Linked DNA regions of Mus musculus: region 2 is linked to region 1. The links are chromatin loops, found by intact Hi-C in ENCODE. Cell type or tissue: left cerebral cortex. All regions are shown on one strand.

Evidence for each region. Peaks named below come from ENCODE experiments on the same cell type or tissue, not always from the same donor. Only the 100,000 strongest peaks of a DNase experiment are listed, where the experiment ranks them.
Region 2: a loop joins it to region 1, with 2.4 times the contacts of the local background. A loop is called at or near these places in 3 of 42 quality-filtered maps.

What each region holds. Positions count from the first base shown.
Region 1 is chr13:104,104,693-104,112,692 of GRCm38, forward strand. Nln (neurolysin (metallopeptidase M3 family)) reads right to left here and starts at 4,922. Exons shown (of 13, transcript NM_029447.2): 1 at 4,724-4,922. The coding sequence starts at 4,764. Sgtb (small glutamine-rich tetratricopeptide repeat (TPR)-containing, beta) reads left to right here and starts at 5,049. Exons shown (of 11, transcript NM_144838.2): 1 at 5,049-5,277; 2 at 6,378-6,497. The coding sequence starts at 6,398. In left cerebral cortex, no CTCF peak of the experiment used is centred here; DNase peaks (open chromatin) are centred at 4,251, 4,898, 5,040, 5,401 and 4 more places; H3K4me3 peaks cover 4,278 bases; H3K27ac peaks cover 3,381 bases.
Region 2 is chr13:103,767,198-103,775,197 of GRCm38, forward strand. Srek1 (splicing regulatory glutamine/lysine-rich protein 1) reads right to left here and starts at 7,411. Exons shown (of 12, transcript NM_001361085.1): 1 at 7,102-7,411; 2 at 2,120-2,253. The coding sequence starts at 7,262. It overlaps Gm52054 (a long non-coding RNA gene), which reads left to right and starts at 7,420. Exons shown (of 4, transcript XR_003950659.1): 1 at 7,420-7,839. In left cerebral cortex, CTCF peaks have their summits at 4,561 (motif pointing right) and 5,940; DNase peaks (open chromatin) are centred at 7,056 and 7,355; H3K4me3 peaks cover 2,920 bases; H3K27ac peaks cover 1,732 bases.

The sequences.
Region 1 (8,000 bases):
TAGTTAAAAGGGAACTTGGTTGGGGTACAATTGAATTGATACGCAAGTAAAAGTCTGGGATTTGGTGTGCAAGAACTGATCTATATGGAGATCTCGGGAGAGCTGTCTTGAGCAGAACACAAGACTGTCAACTTATACCCCACCTCGTTAACTTTGAGTCCTTTCTTCTACTGCTCCCATATACCCTTTCCTCAGAACCCCTCTCCAAGCCAAGACTGGTCCTTAGCAGCAATGGATCAAGCTCGGCTTCTCGTGCATGACAAGCACTTTACTTTCTAAGCCAACTCCCCAGCCTGTAAATGCTTCTTTTAGGAAAGGCTGTGCTAAGGACCAAAGTCCTGAAAGTTATGTGTGACCTTTGATTTACAAAATTCTATTTCTAAGAGCTTACACTAAGAAATTAAAGGTTTGAGAAAGACTTACTAAGAACATTTAAGCTTGGTAGTGCGTAAAAGTAATCCTAGCACTACAGTAGAGAAAGAAACAGTAGGATGCAAACAGGAGGGTGCTAAATGTTAAGTTTCAGGTCATCCTAGGCTACAGAGATAATTCAAGGCCAGATTATATATTGAGATCCTATCTGTCTGTCTGTCTCTTTCTCTCTCTGTCACACACACACACACACACACACACACACACACACGAAGGAAGGACAGGTCATGTATCAAAGTGGACATAGCACAGTGTTAAGAGCTAGCCTGACAGCAACTACAATCTATAATCTAATCTCCAGGTTCCTGGTCTGTTTATTCATAAGAAATACAACTGATGCTCTCATCAACCACCCTACCTGCGAAGCTGTCTGGGAACAACATACAGCTGCTCTGCCAATAGGAAAGAAAACATATACCCTACCTCTGTAAAACAAACAAACAAAAAGACCTGGCCCAGATATGCCCAAATACCAGAGTAAACAGGAAAAAGACAACAGAAGCCTCACATGTTACTTACTATCAACTTTTTGGGGAGGGTAGCATTTGAAACAACAGATTCTATATTAGTCATTTAAGCTCAAAGTTAAGGACTACTTCTGTATATGATGACTGTCCTAGTCACTGCTGGATTGCTGTGAAGAGACACCAAGACCAAGACAACTTTAATTGGGGGCTTTCTTACAGTTTCAGAGGCTTAGTCCATTATCATCGTGGTGGTAGCCAGGTGTAGTGTTGAGATCTAACCTGATCCAGAGAGAGGGGGAGGGTAGAAGAGAGGCTGACTGGCATGGACTTCTGAAACCTCAAAGCCAACCCCCAGCAATACATTTCCTTCTACCAGACCACACCTATTCCAACAAGGCAGCCCTTCCTAATCCTTCTCAAATAGTATTCAAATACGAGCCTATGGGGGCCAGTCCCATTCAAACCACCACAGTGACTATTATCTACGTCTTCAAGTGACATACGAGTTAATATACTTACAGTAGATTACTAATACTAACCACTCCTTTCTACGCGCCGCCCCCCCCCCCCCCCGTTTCTTCGAGGCGGGTTTTACTCTGAGACCCAGGATAGCCTGGAACTCATAATCTTCCTCCCTCAAGCTATCACATGCTGAGATAGCAGGCACATACCACCATACCTGGCATATTACTAACTTCTAAGAAGATAACAATTTTGAGGCTTTTTATATATTTATTTCTTTGCATGCATGAATGAAGAGTCAGTCAATGCTGAGTATATAAGCAGTTTTCCACACTTGGAAGGCAAACAATAAGGCCACAGGTTTGTAGAGTGGACCCTGAGACCAGGTCAGGGAAAACATGAGGTGCAGAATGTTCCAGAATACTGAAGCTTATAATACGATTTTTGCTTCATAGATCTTTGTGGCGATAATGAAACCAATGGTGTATAAAACTGTTGCCATCTTTGCACTTAAAACTATTACTAACATTGGTAGACAAATTCAAGGCCTCACACTCCTGCTAAAAAGAATCTCAGTTGTATTTTAGGATACTCTTGCACTAACTACTGTTTATTAAGCCTCAACTCTTCACTGTGGACGTACGGCCAGACACATACACCTCTGAACAATGGTGTTCCAGTGGAACTGACTGCACAAATCACAGCATCTGTCAAAGTGAATGAACTGTGAGCCAAAAAACACCTTTTCTCCTCCCTTTCTTTTCATTGAATACCTTTTTTTTTTTAAGAAATTAACAAATTTGTTTGATACTGGGTCTTACCACATACGCTGAGCTGGCCTTCAACTCTTGATCCTATTGTCCATGTCTTCAACGCTGAGATTACAGGAGTGTGTTGCTATACTTGATTATAATACTATTTTTAATGACAAACAAATCAGAATTATTCTGTTTGTCCATCCAGTTATAGTCTATGGGTTCAATTCCAGCACAACAAGAATTGTGGGTTTAGAATGCCAGTAGGTGTGTGAGGTGGATCATACTTGTTATCGCAGCAACTGGGAGGCTAAGACATGAGGACTGTGAATTCAAGGCCAGCCTGGGCTTTATAGAGCAAGACCCTGTCTCAAAAACAAAACAAAACAAACAAAATAACAAGCAAGCAAACAAGCAAAGCTATCCCCATTGAAGTAATCAAGTGAGACTGTCACTTCAAGGAAAAATACAAGGATGTAGTCACTAATAAAATTCCAGGCTTCCAATGAAAACTAGAATGTTGGAGAATAGGATCTACTACAGTGAGCACTTGAAGACTTCTAATAAAAATGGATGGTAACCCTGAGGAATGTAACATTAGACAGTATGTAATAAAATAGGTCAACATCAGAAAAACTCCATAGCACAGCCACTTATTCCCAAATGAACTGTGACTGGAGTTTCAAAATTATGCAGAGTACCCTCCCAATTTAAAGATACACCAAGTGAACTTAGCATAGCAGCATAAGTAGAGTCAGTGGTACACGCCCCGAACTCTACTCTGCAGCTCACCCTTAAAAAACCAAGCACTGACCATGGTTACTTTAGAAAGCTATTAAAATATTCTTCTCTTGGGCTGGAGAGATGGCTCAGTGGTTAAGAGCACTCACTGCTCTTCCAGAGGTCCTGAGTTCAATTCCCAGCAACCACATGATGGTTCACAACCATCTGTAGCGGGATCTGATGCCCTCTTCTGGTGTGTCTGAAGACAGCTACAGTATACTCATATAAATAAAATAAATAAAGCTTAAAAAAATTCTTCTCTTTCTACCTATATATGAATGTGAAGTAAGGTTTTCCTTCTTAAATCAAAATAAAATGGAGAAACAGCTTAAATGTACAGGTATGTGTAGTAATCAAGCCATTTTGTATTAAGTCACTCCAGCATCCACTGACAAGATAAATGGAAAAATACGCATATATTTATTACTACTTGATAAACATTAATCTTTATGAATGTCCCAGTTTTTTTTTTAAAGATTTATTTATTTATTATTATATGTAAGTACACTGTAGCTGTCCTCAGACACTCCAGAAGAGGGAGTCAGATCTCGTTAAGGATGGTTGTGAGCCACCATGTGGTTGCTGGGATTTGAACTCTGGACCTTCGGAAGAGCAGTCGGGTGCTCTTACCCACTGAGCCATCTCTCCAGCCCGAATGTCCCAGTTTTAATTGTATATGGTTAACTATCGGTAGATATAATCGACAACAACAAAATTAATGTTCCTAGGTTTTCAGCAATTTTTAAAGGTAAAGGGGTCTTAATATTAAAAAGTTAGAAAAGAGAGCTAGCAGCGTTATAATGGAAATTTATTCTCTCTTCTTGCTTTCCATTAAATGGAAAAAAGAACTTCATTTGACAGCTTTACCACTTCCAGCCTGGAGACCAGAAAACAACAAACCTTGCTCAAATAATGGTCACAGTCATCAGGTGAACTCTGAAGAATCACTATTGTCCCCTGGGTGCACAAGGGCTAAGGAACACAGTGATCCACGCAGATGAGTGGCAAAGCACAATAGAAAATGACGAAAAGCAGAAATGCTGATGGTTGAAATAGTTGTGTGCACATCTACAAACCCCACAAAGTTCTTTTTTCCCCGTTGAACTTTCACATGAAATTTCAGTGTAAGGCAGATTTGGCAATGGGAGGTGGTGGCGGCTTTGTTCCCGAAAACCCGGCATATCCGTGCAAAGAATTTAATTCTCTCACCATTTTGCTACTGGTCTGTTGCAGAGGGGTGTGGTTAGAGCGCTAGGAAGCAATTCAAACCGTGTCCAAGCAACAATTCTGGACCAAGTCAATTTGCCAGGTTAAGAGATCGAATGTTTTAAGGAAGGAGGGATATAAAAATGAAGTTAGAAAGCAAGGACGGAAATAAGTATGAAAACCAAAGCGGTCTCGGGTGTATATTAAACGCCTGGACCGCTAACAAGTGCATGAGGTGCGTACGAAAATGCTTGCTTTCTGGAGTCCACAGCTGCGGCACTCTCTGTATCAGGTCCGCAGGTCTGAAGGGCGCGTCGGTCTATCCTTCCGTATTTATTTTGGGTTGGGTCTGTGAACCCAACAATTCTCACAGACTGCGGCTGAAGCAATCCCAAACAAAGGGGAAAGGACGGCCTCCTGGGGGAAGCGGCAAGGGAAAGGTGGCCCCAGGTTGCTGCACCAGGTGTCCCTACAGAGTCCATCAAGCAGGCAGAGGGAAAGAACAGTCCCAGAGGCATCCTGGGTGGGTGTAGTAGGGCTGCACCAGGCCCCACGGCTGTCGTCGACAGACGACCCCACCCTTGCCCACGGTCAAGGTTAACCCGCCCACTAGAGTACCTGTGGAGGCCTCGCAGAGCCGAAAGGCACAGGGTGATCATGGGCAGGCCGGGAGGCCGGCAGCAGCTGGCGCGTGGTCCTCCGGCTTGGTAGGTGCAGGAGGCGGGCGGTGGAGTCTGCGAGCCCGGAAGCCGAGAGCGGGCAGAGCGGAGCAGACCAGATCTCGAGACTGAGGCCGCTAGCCAGCGCCCTCCCACGTGCTGCAGGCCCACGCCTACGCCGTGGCCCCGCCCCTAGCCCCGCCCCGCATCCGGCTCCGTCCCCGCCCCGAGTCCATCGCCCCGCCCCTCTCTCTGCCCCGCCTCCACCCCACCCCTCCGTGCCCTGCTCCGCCCCTGGGGCGGATCCAGCAAGCACTGTCGTCCGAGAGCCTTGCGAGCAGCCGGGTGGGCTGAGGGGGCGGCGGCGGCGGCAGCATTGGAGCGGGGGAAGTTTGGGAGCCGTGGCCCCCTCTGCGATCCAGAACACCGCTCAAGCCCCGAGGACCGCGGGGACAGGCGGACCCGCTTCCCGACGCCCCCGGGCCCGCAGCCGTCATCTCGTGTCCTCTCGTGGTAAGGGGCTTCTCTCTGGAAAGGGTGCGTCTCCCGCAGCCCCAGATGGAGGCCTGCACCGCGCACCCCCTGCAAACACTGTCTGGGCTGAGGCAAAGCCGGGGTACAACGGGGAGGGAACCATGGGGGTGGGAGGTGGATGTGATTGGAGATGTAGGAGGGGAAGCTTGGAGGAGGTTGGACAGCTCTCCCCACCCCCATTCTGTTTCCCTCTTCTGCCCCGGGTCCTTAGTCAGAGAGTGAAATAACCTCTCTGGCCTAGGGAGTAGATTCGCCTTTAAAAGAAGTACAAAGCTAATAAACATCCTAGAAGCGGGTACCACACCCTGGCTGTGAATTAGGGATCCCGGGGAGCAGATTGCTGATACGATTTAGTGGAAATAAGCCATTAATGCCACCTGGCCCTGCGCCACTGTTTGGATGCATAGTATTCCATGTGAATGAACGCGGCCAGGAGCTTCCAGCTTGTCCACGAGAGCACAGCTACTGCAGGCAGGGGCAGATCGGTTTGTACTATCTATCGGGTTAGACGGTGATTTCTGACCAGTGTACTGATTAAATAGAAACGCCGGGTTTTAACAATAACACTCAATGGTTGAATAACCTTTCCACAGAGCCTTGTCGTCAGCAAGTGACTCTTAACCTACAAAAGTAGTAGAGTATAAATGATTAATACATTAAAAAAAATCTCTTGGAATAAAGGAAGATGCTCTCACTATGGCTCACATTCTGAGTCAGCAGTACGAGATCTCCCTCAACTTAGAAGCGAGGCCTTTCAAGGGTGATTCTCCATATGTCTGCACTCCTATACTTTCTTGTATCTGTATCATATATGCTGTTAAGACACGGTGAGCTCTAGGCGTTGCTACACATGTTTTGAAAATCTGTCTTTGTTATTTTTATTTTTTTACTGATGCAAGCTTTAACATAGTTGAATAGTGCTGGGTCTGAATGAGCATGTGGAATACATGACTATAACCACTTGTGCTTTCTGGACCCTTTAAAGAGAGAAAAGTAATCAAGGTAATGAATATTTTTGCTTTTATTGCTTTGAACTTGGTGGATGACCCTTGTTATTTTCTTCTTCTTTTTTAATCAAGGAGATATTTAAGCGTCTAAAATGTCATCTGTGAAGCCCCTAGTTTATGCAGTTATTCGTTTCTTGCGGGAACAAAGTCAGATGGATGCATATACTTCTGATGAACAAGAAAGTTTGGAAGGTAGGCACCTATTGTTTGTGTCCTAATTTTGTAAAGAAATACTAAAATAGCTACAATCCAAAGCTTATGGTTTTTAATAACAAAATCAGAATATTTTGTTGAGAGGCTTAACTAGATATGTTATTTCCATTTTTTGAGGTTTGTTTTAACTAATAGGAAATAGGACTATTTGTCTACTGAAAAATTACTGTCAGAAGTATGTCATTCATATTTTAGGGAAGTTTTTCATCATGGGAACATTATCCCCAATGAACAGACTAGGAAATTAGATTGTTTAAGCAGCAGAACGGCTACCATGTAACAAAGCTGATGTTTACATTCAAATCTATACTTCAAAGATTTCCCCCTATTTTCCTAATAGCAAAGAATCTCATTCTGAACATACGAAAATACCTTAGTCATGGCAATAGCACCGTGTTAAAAACAAAACAACTCAGTAATTAATTAGTACTGTTACCGAACTCTAGCAAACGGTGCTTTGGAGGATGAGAGAATTTCGCCCTTGTTTTCCGTGAGCTTTAAATCTTGGATTCAGTAAAGCTAAGCAGGACTGGAGGAGCACCATGGCATTTCCTTGACGCCATCACTTCATGTTTATGCATTATAAAATTTTAACTCGGTATAGCCATAAGAAGGCAAAACGATATAGACAGGCTGGTGAAAGTTCAGTGAGCCTAGCTTCCTTGTGGTCTGCAGACTTAATTATCACAATGGGAGCACACTGGGGAGAGCTTAATAAATAGCAGGCAGGTTGGAATTCCCTTCTCCGAGCTGCCTCTCCTATAGAGGGGATCATCTATTAATTCTGTATACTTCCTTTGTCGACATGCTTTAAGTTAGATGTACATCAAAGTTGGGTATTTGTTCCTCTGGTGAGATGATGTCTTTCCAGGCGACAATGAGAGGAGGGGGTGAGGCACAGTGGGAGGACATTGCAAATTCGCCCATTTAATATTAAGGTCTTTGTCCTCTCTGATCATCAGACCTCGGGAAAGATAAAGGTAGTTTGGCTATCAAAGGAAAGTCTTGATTGCAGTTGCTCTGTAGCAACAGAGGAAGGCAATCACATAATTAAAAAAAGATATTTCTCTTCTCGTCTAAGGCAGTATGATGTTTTTTTTATGAAGAAGAAAGAAAATCGAGAGTATTTTAAAAACCAAGATGTTATGTCCTATTTTTAGAGTGGCATTCAGCCAAAAATATGTGCCTTCAGCTGTTTGTTATATATGAAGTCAGAAATGGTGCCAATTGTTTGTGACTGACCCCTATTTTTGACTCTGTGAGTCTAATTTAATTGAACATGAAATCATGTGGAGTTGTCTGCCCACCTTCTAGACATTTAAAAAAGCCTTAGGGAAGGATGGGTTGTTGGAGCAGCAGCTTTCCCACTGTGCGGAGCCCCGTTCTACCAGCTTTGCTGTTTGTCCCCAGAGTCCTGATTGTTGTCCTCTCTGACGTCCTCTCTGTTTGTTGTGGTTTCAGCATCCTGTCAGTCACTCTCGT
Region 2 (8,000 bases), 340 kb before region 1:
TCTGAAATGCACGTAACAACAAGAAGGTCATATTTAGACAAGTATAATGAAGGTATATTTTATTCAAAACGGCACACTTTATTAACAGTAGTCCCTGTTTAATGGGTATCAATACCACTTTTCCACTCTTTTCTCACATTACTGTCTGAACTAAAAAATAGCAAACTAAAAGAAATTAAAAACTTTGGTAAAATGTTTTCTGTGGCCTTTCCTGTTTACACCAGTGCTGCTTCTGTGGTGCTGAAGCAAGCACAGTCAACTGTCACAGTCAACTGTCCAGGGCAGCATCCACAGCCCCGTGCAGCTCTCAGAGCGTCCTGCACTGCAGACTGCCTTCGTCTGCTTCTCTCACTCTGCTCTTTTCTGCTTGTTTAATGTAACAATGCATTACTTTGCTGGATGCATAATCAGACTTAGCAGCTCTAAAAGTCATCAGCTATATCTGAAAAAAAAGTTTAAAAATTGTATCTTATTAAGGTACCTTAAGATACTTTATTAAGGTACAGATTAAAAAATGCAGTAAATTTTTAGATTTGCATGTCCAAAAAATAGTAAAGTTTTCTTGAAAAATAGTAGCATTAAAAATGCTTAAAGTTATAGCTGACTGTTTTAATCAGCCAAGTAAAACAAACTACACTAAAGCCCCCCATATCCCATAACCGTGCAAGTTTCTTATACATCATCTCTCTGACTGCATGGGATTACAGCAAGGTTCCAACAATAACTTAACATTTTTCCTTCCAAGTCAGTAAGGACAGAAGCCTACACTATACACTTTTCTGCTATTTCCAGTTTAGGGTTTTTCCTGGGCACTTTCATAGCATGGAACTCTGTAGAATTAAAACTTCTTCCTCTCTCACCTTACTCCCCAACTCGGGGCTCACGGTGCTCTTAAGACCAGAATCTATTGGCAAATCGTTTCCTTTTCAGCACGTTTGTCTTCCCTGTCTACTCTACCCCGCAAACACAAGAAATATGCTGTCCAATTCATCTGGGGGAGAAAAAAGAAACCAGAACTTCCTGTTCTGGGATTTCAAAATTAACATTCTGGGAGGAGCTTTATTTTATAATGCTCCTAATATTCCAAAACAGGCATTCTGAAACAAGCATAAAACTCCCAAAGTACAGCAAAATCCAGATGAGCTCATGATTTTAATGTAAACCTAGTAACTACAACAAGTTTTAAAAATCACATATAAAAAGTCCATTAAATTTTTTCTACCATACTTTTATGCTACAAAATAGTTACTATCATCTAGCAAAAAAAAAAAAAAAAAAAATTAAAATGTATGTATAAGCCAGTCAGTACTCTAAGTTAACTGTACATTAAAATTGTCAAAATCAACAGCCAATTATATATGAATGTTTCTGGAAAAACATAAAATTTTTAATAATAATTAGCTCTTACAGCAAGGCAAGACGTAAAATTTAACAAGTAACCAGAAGACTTTGGGCTTTGCTCCCATCTCTGATCTCACTCTCCGATGGAGGCTTTAAAAACTGCTTTCCAGTTACCCTATCCAGTAAGCCAATCGAAGAAAAAAGTTTTAGGTGTATAACAAAAATAACACTGAATATGAAATAATAGTCTCGTAACAATTGAGAGAAACTACCTTAAGAGGATATTTGAAAGAACAAACTGAGTATTTTTCAAATGAATATAAAATATCACAACCCCAATTTGACTGAGTATACATATTATACTTTACTTGGAAAATTCTTAACTCTGTCCTCATGAGTATATGCTTACATATACAGTTAAAATATTTTTTCATACCAACTTAAGCTTTTAAATTCTAAAAAGCTCTTTTTTACAATCTGTGAACTGGCTACAGAAAAGCCAAAGCAAACTATAGTAGGCAAATATTTGATAAATTTTCTAAATGTTCAGTTGCAAAATCTCAAATATCCAAAAATAATAAACTAAGCACTTCAGTACAATTTTCCACAGGTGTTTTTTTCTTTAAATTTCATTCTCGTTTTCACACACACCAATATGAGTGTGCACAGACAGACTCACACATAGAGTACTGGCCAATTTCCAGGAAAGCTAAAGGCTATAGTAACAGACAGGACAGATATTAAAACAATAAGAAAAAAAAAACCATAAGATACCAACCTTCTGCACAAGGAACTACTATCAGAGCTCTGTCAATAAAAACCGTGTTAGTTAGATGCTGGGCCACACCAACACTTGATGGGTCACGAAACTTAATATAACATACTTTGGAGGAAAAAGCAAGAGGTGTATTGCTGCAAGATAAAAAGAAAACAAATGGATTAATAAACATTTGCATGGTTTTATAATTTTCATTTGAAATTTCTTTCTTTCATCAGACAGATAATTTTTGTTGCTAAATATGACTAACACATGAAATTTTAACACTGACTAGTCTGACAAAAACAGAGGTCACTCTAGGGGTGCCAACAAATCAGTCAACCCTTGATAACATGTTATCAGTCAAAATCCCTTAACAGAAGTCGCCATCCTCAAGACTTCAAATTGTAGCCTCTCTCGCCCCTAACTGATCGCCAACATTTATATTACTAAAGCTGTGGTAAACCCATAACTAGTGTAGCATGGGAGGCCCTGGGTTCAATGCCACCAAGCTAAAAACAACAACAACAAAAAAAACAACAAAAAAAAAATAATGAAAACATCATATTAATCATATAATTAGATAATATGGAACCAAACAAGGGGTTTTTGCATGGCTTCAGGCTAGCAAAAACAAAAAGGTTTTACAAACAAAATATTATGTAATTTATTTTGCAAAATAGTAGACACTCTAGTCTAACTCATTATCTATGCTATTTCTCATTAAGTCACTGAGTAACTGTTTAACTAGTAATTTCAAAGTCACGTTTTTAAAAAGACTTTATTTTTAAGTGTAGATATATACATGTGAATGCTAGTGACCAATAAGTCCAGAAGGTATCAGGTCCCCTGGAACTGGAGTTATGAGGAGTTGCCCAAAGTGGGTGCTGGGAACCTAACAGTAGTGCGCATACTCTAACTACTGAGCAACCTTTGACATAGTCCCTCATGTTGTGGTGACTCTCAACCATAAAGTTATTTTGTTGCTTCTTGGCAACTGTAATTTTGCTGTTTGAATCTTAATGTAAATATCTGTGTTTTCCAATGGTGAGCTCTGTGAAAGGGTCACTTGATCTCCAAAGAGGTTGTGGCCCCCAGCTGAGATTACCTGCTTCAGAAGATCATAGTACAAAACATGGACAAATAGTTTTATGTATGCAATTATTGACTACCACAGCATTTACCTAAGGCCTCCAAAAGTACTTTGGATGGCACAAATCTCCAAGTCTTTCTTAGGAAGCACTGACATAGCCTGCAGACCTACCAATCACTGCTGATGATCAACATTTCCAAATGCATCTTGCTTAAACACATTTATTTGTAATTAAAACTTTTAAAGATAACCAACATATGTCAGAATTTCAAAAACACTCAACACAGCACATGTCTAAATATTACTTTAAAGCACAGCAATATGAAAAGTGCTTATTACAGATTAAGTTAAAAAAGTTTATAATCACAGTGTATGACTCCTTTGATTATACTGTATTATAATAGGCACATATAGAGGACCAGAAGAAAAAACATGCTAATGAAAGGAGTTTGGTGGAGTGATGTTAAGATCACAGACTTTCTTGTTCTCCATTCTATAAAGAATGGCTGCCATAGTTAAGTAGCCCAAGAAGGCTCTGGTAAGTTGAAAGCTTGTTCCTTGGCTACTGTTGTTTCTGAGGTTATCCAGCTGAATGCACTGGTAGGGGGTGGGGCAGGCTACAGCACCAGTGTGTACCTTGGTGGAGATTTTATCTTGTTCCTGGCTCCTTCCTGGGGTCTATTTCCTAACCACCTTATTTCTGCTTGGCCATAGGCTAACAATCAGAACCAGCTAACACATTATGAAGCCTTTAAAATCATGAGCCAAAGAACTCCCTGTCTGATGAGCTTAGGTGTTTGCCATGGCAACAAAATATAACAGACACAGCATATGTAATTTCTTAAAGTTAACTAAGTTACTTTAAGTAACTAAGTTACTTAAGTAAACAGACTTTTACTTTGGTTCTTGGAACTTCAAAAACCAGAAAAGTAGAACCCAGGGCAAGCAAGAAAAACTGCACAGGTGAAAATCTCCCTGGTGTTAGAAATCAAAGTAGAATTCCCCTTGGGGAGGTTAGTCAGCTGCAGGCAGGCACAGGGGAGCATGGAGTGTGCAGATGCTCCCCAGCTGTGCTGCTTGCTACACTACCATGTGTAAAGCTCTAAGAATTCATTCATCGCCACACCAGGTTCATTTTTCTGTATAAAAATTACATTACAATGATAAGTTTACTGAAAAAAGCAATTTGTATAAATAGGTATTCAGGAACTATGAAATTCAATTATTGTGCAAAAAGTAATTCTGGATATATAATTATCTGGCAACAGGAAAAAATGTCAAGTAATTCTTACTATGTTAAATGAATGCCTACATACATCCGTTTTTACATTCTATATTATCTGTGCAAGTGTATGCACAGGTGTACCTGTAGAGGGAGGTCAGAAGACAACTTTCAGCAACTGAATTCTGCTTTCACAGTGGGTTCTAGGACTGAACTCGTGTTATCAGCCTGGACCCATATTACTGGCCAGTTTACATTAATGTTTAATGTTTAAAAATTAAAATGAACCCCCCCCCTCCCTGATCTGTAGGATCCTGGCACTCACATAAAAGCAGGGTATAGTATGTGGCTGAGACACCAGCACTCCAGGTAGATCCCCAGTGAGTGCTAAGCCGGTCTGCTGGCACTTCAGATCAGAGAAAGACGCTCAAAAAATAAAGTGAAGAGCAAAAAAGGAAGATACCTGATGGGACCTATTTTCACATTTCACTAAAGAAATGTATCTCTAATTTTAAATCAAACAACTGTTCGACTTCTAAAAAGTAATCACAAAGCAATGTTTATATGATAATTAAAACAACTATCATTATCTTTGACAAAAGTACTACTGACTGAATTTTTATATATACTTCAGCCCCAAACTACAAGTATATCTTTAAGGACCAGCTAGCATAACTGCACTACGGAGAGGAAAACCTGCTAATAAAGTTTATCACTACAAAATCAGAGTGAGGCTCTACTCCTAAACTTAGGAAAACTAGGGAAGAGTTGAGTTTTTGTCTGGCAACAATTATTGCCAAAGGAATAATTGTGACATACTATTTTAAACAACAGAGCTTTTTAACCCCTTTGATCCTTAAACCCCAAATAATAATTTTTTTTTCATGCAGGGAGGAAATTGGGTTTATTCAAGACCATCCCTGAAGAAGACAAGGGAGGCTCTTTAAGATGCACCTTCCCAAATGCCAGTTAATACCCGGCAGTGTGTTACCCTCATTCAAACGGCATTCCATTGGGAGTGAAGAACATTCTCTAATATATTTCTTCAGACCCTCTAATGCCCCAAAGTTAATTTACAAGAGTTCATGGGCAGAACATTTTACTGACTGGCTTGATACAGCCCTCCCTCCTACGAACCCGAGAACGTAAGCTGATGGCTGAAAGCATCTTTAAATGTTAAGAGATACTACAAATGTTAGTGCCATGGTTACAGCAGACCTTATGTTCATGCACTTATGCAGGATTCTTGTCGAAAACATATTGTGCTTGAATCTCAGACTATCTGTCATTCTTCTAACCTGCATCACAAAATGTCAACATCATTAGATTCTTAAGTGAGGAAGGGGCCTTTTCTAGACTGGAGATAACCAAGTATCATGGTATTCTCCGAACACATACAAGATAAAAGGGGGAGGGGAGCACTATTAAAACATTGAATATCTTCCTCTTTTCTTATCTTTTGTTTTGTTTTTTGAGACAGTTTCTCTCACCCAGAAAGCACTGGCCACCAGGGTGGGCTTGAACTCAAGAGATCCCTGGCTCTGCCTTCTAGAGTGCTGGGATTAAGGCGCCTGGCAACGCGCCCAGCTAGAATAAATGAAAATTTAATAATCACCTGCACCAAGTGAAAAGAATACTGATAGGCAGTCACTGTTTTATTTCAACTTTTTTGAATGCATAACATTAAATAGTCACATCCGTAAGAAATCAATTTGTAGCCATTCTGCTACTTACAGAGAGTAGAGAGATATATTGTTCTGTGTGCATGACTATGAAATAAGCCAAAATCTTTTCCCAAAAAAATCGTGGACAACTTTTCCTTCAAATAATTTTAGCATAAAGAACAAAATACCGTGGCCCTTAGTATTTTCTTAAAGTTTATGAGTGTGAGAATGTTACGAACGGTAAAACCATTACAAGTTATCCGATTAGTGAATACTGCATAAGGGAAATTTACCACTTCAAGTACACTGCCTAAGAAGCGAGCGCTGGATTTTAAACACATGTACACAGTAGTGATAATTCTGCACCGATTTATACTTTTTGAAACGTCTGAGCCAGCGTGACCTTCTTGGAGAAGGAAAATTCAGGCTGTTGCCAAAAGGAGAGATTGACGTGATCTTTAAGATCGTGAATATGGGCTCGGTTAGAAAAACCAAAACGATGGTAAATGTCTAAGATCACCCCGGAGAACAAAAACAGCCCCGATTCCATGTTGTCATCCGCTCGCTCCCTCAGCAGCGCTAGCAGCCTGACATTAAGACCTAGAGGTCCGGGCGTTGGCGTTGCTGGCGTTCTCCACGATTCTCCCAGTGCAAAAAAAAAAAAAAAAAAAAGAAACGTTATAGGCATTTGCCATGAGGACTGTCGCCGGCCCACCTGCGGCCATCTTAAGTTCGGGGGAAACCAAAGGCCCGGGGCACCCAACTCGAAGGCCGGGCATCAACCACAGTCCCGGAGGCTCGAGAGAGGAAGGCACCCCTAAGTCCTCTGCAGGAACCCCGCGTGGAGCTCAATTAACAAAACCTCACCGCGGAGAGGCCCCGCGGCCGGCCGGGTGCCCTCATCAAACATGGCCGCCTAGGGAAGCGCGCCGTCACGTGACGCCCGCGCTCGCCCCGTGCCTCCCTCGGCGCCCGAGGTCTGGATGGCGGCGCGCCCCTCCCCCCGCCGGGCTCCAGCACTCACTCTGGGGGGTAGAGCCGTAGCTCCTCGATTTCTCCTAGGAAGGAAAAGAGCGTCCTCATCTGCTCGCTGGTCACCGCCGACGAGAGGTTCGTCACCTGAATCACCGTCGTAGGGAAGAGGCCGAAGCCTAAGCCCAAGCCGAAGCCGCCGCCGCTGTTCATCCCGGCCTCGCTGCTGCTGCCTTCCCGCTCCCCAACGTCCACGACGCGTCAGCGACGGAGCCTGGGAAGCAGAGGCGCGCGGCCGCGAGCGCGCTCCCGAGAGCTAATCCTCCGCGCCCGGGCACGTCTAGCCGCCCATCGCGCAACTCTCCTGCTCCGGGGGCTGCGCGCGCCGGCCGGAAGCGTCGCCCTGGCAACGCGGCGGCTCCCCGCGGGTCCTGGCGGCCGCAGCCCTGGGGTCAGGTCGCCGGGACTGTTGCTAGGCGTCACTAGGTCTTCAGAGAGGTTTACCTGCTGCTGCAGTGAGGGTTGCGGAGGTTGTGCCTACAAACTCCATCACTTCTCGATGCTTCTGTCAGTTAAGCAGCTCGGCTCTTTCTCCACATCAGGCGGAGGAACCCAGAGGCCTGGGCTGCAGTGGTAAAGGGACAATGACATCTGGACATTATACATTAATACCTGACCAAACAATAGCTTCATTATTAAATACAGGCTGCAACCCCGCTTAACCTATTTTCAAAATTGGCAGGCACCCTGATTATGAGAATTCTTGGAAATTTTCACACCAATTATGGAGGTTAGGGTAAATGAGTGAATGAAAGGCTTTGCTGTCAATTTATAACATGCAATTTATTTACTAGCGGGCCCTAATATCTATACTTTTAGACAAAGGCAGGTAAAAGACACAAACTGTCTACATGCAACTTGCACCTTAATACTGCGCAATCATTTTCAACC